2 separate regions of the Mus musculus genome follow, and region 1 is linked to region 2. A link is a loop called in an ENCODE intact Hi-C map of the cell type or tissue named here. Cell type or tissue: gastrocnemius. All regions are shown on one strand. Each heading gives the region's core, and the rest is flanking DNA. Links, peaks and the distances in the headings are about the cores only. Region 1 overlaps Mettl16 (methyltransferase like 16). Region 2 overlaps Ccdc92b (coiled-coil domain containing 92B).

The links. A loop is a pair of places that touch in the nucleus more often than their neighbours do. Peaks named below come from ENCODE experiments on the same cell type or tissue, not always from the same donor. Only the 100,000 strongest peaks of a DNase experiment are listed, where the experiment ranks them.
Region 1: a loop joins it to region 2, with 4 times the contacts of the local background. A loop is called at or near these places in 9 of 42 quality-filtered maps.

What each region holds. Positions count from the first base shown.
Region 1 is chr11:74,808,674-74,811,486 of GRCm38, reverse strand. All of the region lies in intron 8 of Mettl16 (methyltransferase like 16), which reads right to left. Among named protein-coding and RNA genes, the nearest start is that of Mnt, 21 kb to the left of the region's middle. In gastrocnemius, for the core only: a CTCF peak has its summit at 1,190 (motif pointing left); no DNase peak of the experiment used is centred there.
Region 2 is chr11:74,633,602-74,636,414 of GRCm38, reverse strand. Ccdc92b (coiled-coil domain containing 92B) reads right to left here. Exons shown (of 4, transcript NM_001013784.1): 3 at 1,127-1,174. Among named protein-coding and RNA genes, the nearest start is that of Gm50590, 14 kb to the right of the region's middle. In gastrocnemius, for the core only: a CTCF peak has its summit at 1,755 (motif pointing left); a DNase peak (open chromatin) is centred at 1,752.

The sequences.
Region 1 (2,813 bases), core at 193-2,692, 180 kb before region 2:
GAGAGAAGAAAAGCTACAGAGTAAGAGGGAGAGAGAGGAAGAGAGAGGAGAGGAGAAGACAAAGAGGAGAGGAGTGAGAGTGAGGAGGAGCCAAACAGCTCCTCTTAAAGTATGCTGCTATCTTTTCTGTTGCTAGGTAACTGGGGAGGAGTCTAGCCTGAAGGTCAGAAGCTTGGGGCATTGCCTACATGACTAATGACCACTCTTCTCTTGTGGGGGCTGAGGGGGCGGTAACTTTGACAGGAGCCAGGGTCCAGGAGACATGAGAGAACTCCTTCTGTCCCATGTAGGTGAATTATCACCACCGGGTCCCGGAGTTCAACATCTCAGCTTGACTGGATGGATACCAGCCTGTCTGTGTATTAGCCCAATGCCCCACAATCATGTGGTTGCTGGGAATTGAACTCAGGACTTCTGGAAGAGTAGTCAGTGCTTTTTTTTTTTTTTTTCCCATTTTTTATTAGGTATTTAGCTCATTTACATTTCCAATGCTATACCAAAAGTCCCCCATACCCACCCACCCCCACTCCCCTACCCACCCACTCCCCCTTTTTGGCCCTGGCGTTCCCCTGTACTGGGGCATATAAAGTTTGCGTGTCCAATGGGCCTCTCTTTCCAGTGATGGCCGATTAGGCCATCTTTTGATACATATGCAGCTAGAGTCAAGAGCTCCGGGGTACTGGTTAGTTCATAATGTTGTTCCACCTATAGGGTTGCAGATCCCTTTAGCTCCTTGGCTACTTTCTCTAGCTCCTCTAGTCAGTGCTCTTAACTGCTGATCCATCTCTCCAGCTCCCAAATTGATGTTCACCCCCAAATTCCAGCTGTCAACCCTGAGACATGTGCTTAGAATCCTTCAAATATCTGTCTTGAAAAATCTATGAAGGGGCTGGGCAAGATGGCTCAGCAGCTAAGAGGACTGTGTTCCCTTTCAGAGGAGCCAGGATCAATTCCCAGCAACCACATGGCAACTGATTGTAACTCTAGTTCCAAGAGATCTGACAATCTTACACCAATGCACATAAAATAAAATTAAATAAATTATTTAAAAGAGGGGGAAGGAGTTGGAGAGATGGTTCAGTGGTTAAGAGCAGTAGCTGCTCTTCCAGAGGTCCTGAGTTCAATTCCCAGAAACCACATGGTGGCTCACCATCTGTATCAGAAGAGGGATCTGATGCCCTCTTCTGGTATATCTGAAGACAGCTACATTGTATTTATATATATTAAATAATATTTCTAAAAAAGAGACATAGAAAGGATGTGTTCTCAGTGGTGTGAGCTGTGAGACCACAAGAACCATAATCCATTAAAAAAGAAAATCTATGAAGGGGCCTGTCTAGTTGATTCAGCAAGTACAGGTAGCGCTCCACAAGCCTGACTATGGGGTAAAGGGGGGGGGGAGCTCAAGTTGGAAGAGAGGACTGGCTCCAACAAGTTTTCCTCTGACCCCATATACATATACATGCATGTGCTCACCAACAATATATATACATATGTATACACACACACATATATAATGTTAAAGATTTGTGTGGGTATGTCTATGTGAATTTATGTGTTACCACATGTATGCAGGTGCTTTGGGGCCAGAGGATGTCAGAGCATTAGAAAATGGAATTATAAAGACAGTTGTGAGCCGCCTCATTTGGATGTTAGGAGTCAAATCTTGGGAAAAACAGTCGTGGTGTTAACTGCTGAGCTACCTCTCTAATCTCAATAAATAAAAACATTTTTCTAAGAAAGAAAATCTAAAGCGAACTTGGTGTATGCCTTTAATCCTAGCACTCAGGAGGCAAGGTCAGCCTGTTTAACATAGCAAGCCAGGCCATCCGAGGCTGCATAGTGAGACTATGTCTCAATTAAAAAACAAAAACAAACCTAAAAACCAAAACCACCAGGGCTGTAGAGATGGCTGAGGAGTTAAGAGGAGATGCTACTCTTTCTGAGGAGTTCAACTCCCTACCTTAAAAGGCTCACAACTGCCTGTAACCCCTGCTCCTGGGTATCTGATTCCTCTGGCCTTTGTGGGCACATTCCCTTTTGTACACATAACTCCCAACACACATAGTTAAAAATAAATCCTAAAACAAAACAAAATCTATAGAGTATAGCCAGAAAACACAAAAAAAAAACCCACAAATTTTTATTTTAAATCATTCCATCTAATCATAAAAGCCTTGTTAATAAGCTATATGGGGTAGCCCAGGCTAAGGGAAATGCCTTGCATGTATGCATGTACTTCTTTCTATATGCATGCTGGTGCCCATGGCGACTAAAAGGTGTGGGTTTCCCTACAATGAAACGTACAGGTGTTTGTGAGCTGTTACATGGGTGCTGGGAACCTAACCCAGGTCCTCTGAGAGAACAATAAGCACTTGCAACCACTGAGCACTTGACTCCCCCAGCCCTGTGAATACTTTATAAACCAGTATTGCTTCCTGGGCAATGTTCATATCAACAGTACACAGTTTACTACAACTATGTGTCACTCTCTACCGTATCCTTCACCAACATCAAACTTCCTGAAGGCAAAATAGAGCTAATGCCCCACCTTGCAGAATTAGAGACCTGGGGAAAGGGGCTCTAAAAGGGACTTGTCAGCCATTCTATGGAGAACAGCCTTACACTGCTTCCCCATGTCCTCATCAGTCAGAAATGTTGACACAAAAATTCTACCAACATTAGCACTGTCTTTTTGTTGCTAAAATGAGTCCAGACAACAGCAGTGGGCTTAGTGTTAGCACTTGAATTGCTTGAATTAGAATTTTCAGCATTCAGCACCAACAGAAACAAGTTAAGAGGCCTAAGATAAG
Region 2 (2,813 bases), core at 198-2,697:
GCTGAGGCCGGAGAATGGTCATGAACTTGAAGCTAACCTGCTCTACACAGTAATTTCTAGGCCATTTGGGACTCCAGAGTGAGGCAGTATCTCAACACAAAACAGATGGTCCCAGGGTGTCATTGGGTAGTTGAGGCTGGCCTTGAATTTGATATAGTATGATGAAGAAACTGTTTGAAGCCTCAGGCACCCCTCTGCCTCTCTTGAGCGATTCTACCAGAGTCCTCTGAAGACTGCTAGAACATGGAGGTAGCCCGACGACCCAGCTCCAGGTCTCCCAGCTGACGTTCTTCTTTCCTACATTAAATCTGGACCTAATCTTGTCACTCAGTACTGCTACAGCACCTCCTCATTTTTGTTTTGAGACAGGGTCTTTTATGTAGCCCCGGATATATTGGAATTTATTTCGTAAACCAGGCTGGCCTACAATTTACAGATCTGTCTGCCTCTGCCTCCTGAGTGCTGGGATTAAAGATGTGTAGCACATGCCCGGCCCAAGTGAGACTTAAAAATCTTTTAAAATTTCATTATGTCATTTATGTGTTTGTATGTGTGTGCAGTGTGTGTATATGTTTATGTTTGTTGTGTCACTGTGGAAGCCAGAGGTCAGTGTTGGGCAGCTTCCTTTTTTGCTCTTGGAGGCAAAGGCAGGAAGTTGCAGAGTTCAAGGCCATCCTTGACAACATAGTGAGTAGTCAAATGTGGTCCAGCAAGAGGGCTCAGCAGGTAAAGGTGCTTGCTGTCAAGTCTGAAGACCTGAGTTTGATCCCTGGGACCCAACTGTTAGAAGCAGAGAGCTGACTGACTCCCAGAAACTCTCAGGCTTCCATGTGTCCCATTCCATACTAATATATAAGACATTTTAAGAGTGCTTGGAGAGGGCTGGTGAGATGGCTCAGTGAGTAAGAGCACCCGACTGCTCTCCGAAGGTCTGGAGTTCAAATCCCAGCAACCACATGGTGGCTCACAACCATTCTAATGAGATCTGACTCCTTCTTCTGGAGTGTCTGAAGACAGCTACAGTGTACTTACATATAAATAAATAAATCTTAAAAAAAAAAAAAGAGTGCTTGCAGAAACTCAACCTTCTGTGCCTCCCGCCACAGCCCAGAGCTATTTTTCTTACCTTGTTGGTGAGACTGGACCTCTCTCATCTCCAGGTCGTGGGTCAGCTCTAGGGAAGAGAGAATAGAGGAGTTTGTGTGTGCACAAGTAGGTGTGCATGTCAGATAAAAAAATCAGAACTCCATTAAAGAAGAACAGATCCATAGGCATCAACTACACCACCGCCTACAACTACCTACAACAACTACCTTACATCCCAGCCAGGGAAAGAGCCCTACTAAAGGCAGAGCCTAGGCCTGGGTTTCTAGGCCCAGGGATCTTTCCAGCAAAGGTTTTGTTCCTAGGATGGGGAACAGAGACCACCTCTGTGGACAGAAGAGCCTGTCTTGTTTTGGGGATGAGGGAGTATTTGCCTGTTTTAAGGGATGATATGACGCCAGTTTAGATGGTTGTGGAGGACTCTTGTAAACACAGGGTCGTGGCTCATGCAAGCTTAGTTGACTGATGAATGCCACAATGCCAAGAAATGCTTAGGAGGCAACAGAAATAGGCAGGAGCTATTCATGTGACACTAATTTCATGGCCAGGATTGTACTTGTATTACCGCCTGAAGATCTCTGTAGTTTCCCAAACCCCATTTGACCACCAGGCAAGAAGGGCTCAAGGAGAACAGTGCCATCTAGTGGTGGACAATATACCAGCCTTTGGTTTGGTGTTGCAGGGGAGGGGCTCCTCAGGGGCACCAAGCTAAGGAATGCCATCACCAAGGTCTCTGGCATAGGAACAAGTTCTTCCTGGGCACCCAAAAAGAACTTATTTTCCTTATACTTATTCTTTGGTGCCCCCAATGCCTCATCTCTCAGAGCAACTGTGTGATAGCAATTTTCAGCCCCAACTCCCAGAGCTTAGAACAACAAGGGTTCAGGGGTTTACAGCTCAGTGACAGACAGATGCTTAGAACTTCTGCTCTGGGTTCCAGTTTGGACATGACTGGGGATAGTATGCAGGGAAAAGGACAGCAGGGAGCCGGGAGTCAAGAGGGCCTACTAGGAGCACTTGCATGTACCTTCAGGGATAAAGGTGTTTTTTTTTTTTTTTTTTTTTTTAAAGAATTATTTATTTTATGTGATGAATAAACTGTAGCTGTCTTCAGACACACCAGAAGAGGGTATCAGATTTCATTACAGATGGTTGTGAGTCACCATGTGGTTGCTGGGAATTGAACTCAGGACCTCTGGAAGAGCAATCAGTGCTCTTAACTGCTGAGCCATTTCTCCAGCCCCCCAGGGATAAAGTTTCGAGCCCGAAGAAAGTGGCACATCTCTGGGAGTAGTGCCCAGCATACCTACAGTCAGGCTTGTGCCCTTGGCCTACCCTTCCTCTATCCTCAAAATGCTCTTAGGGACCAGAGTTTGCTAGAACTGTATTCTCTGGGGAGGCCACTTGTTGCTGGGACACAAGAGAGTACCTTAGCTATGGCCGGAGCCTGAACCTTCTCCCTGGGGCCACTGGGAGCCCTCTGATGCCTCTACCCTTAGGACTCTTGGGGACCAACTTGCCCTTCCTCCAAGGCCTATGAAATGGCCTAAGGGACCTTGGCTTTGCCACTAACTTCTCTAGGGCGGTTTTCTTTCAACCATTAACCACAGGGCTTAAGATTTGGAGACAGAACCCCAAGTAGGACCCACTCCCCCATTTTTTTTCTTTTTTTGAGATGTGTTATGGTTTGAATATGCTTTGCCCAGGGA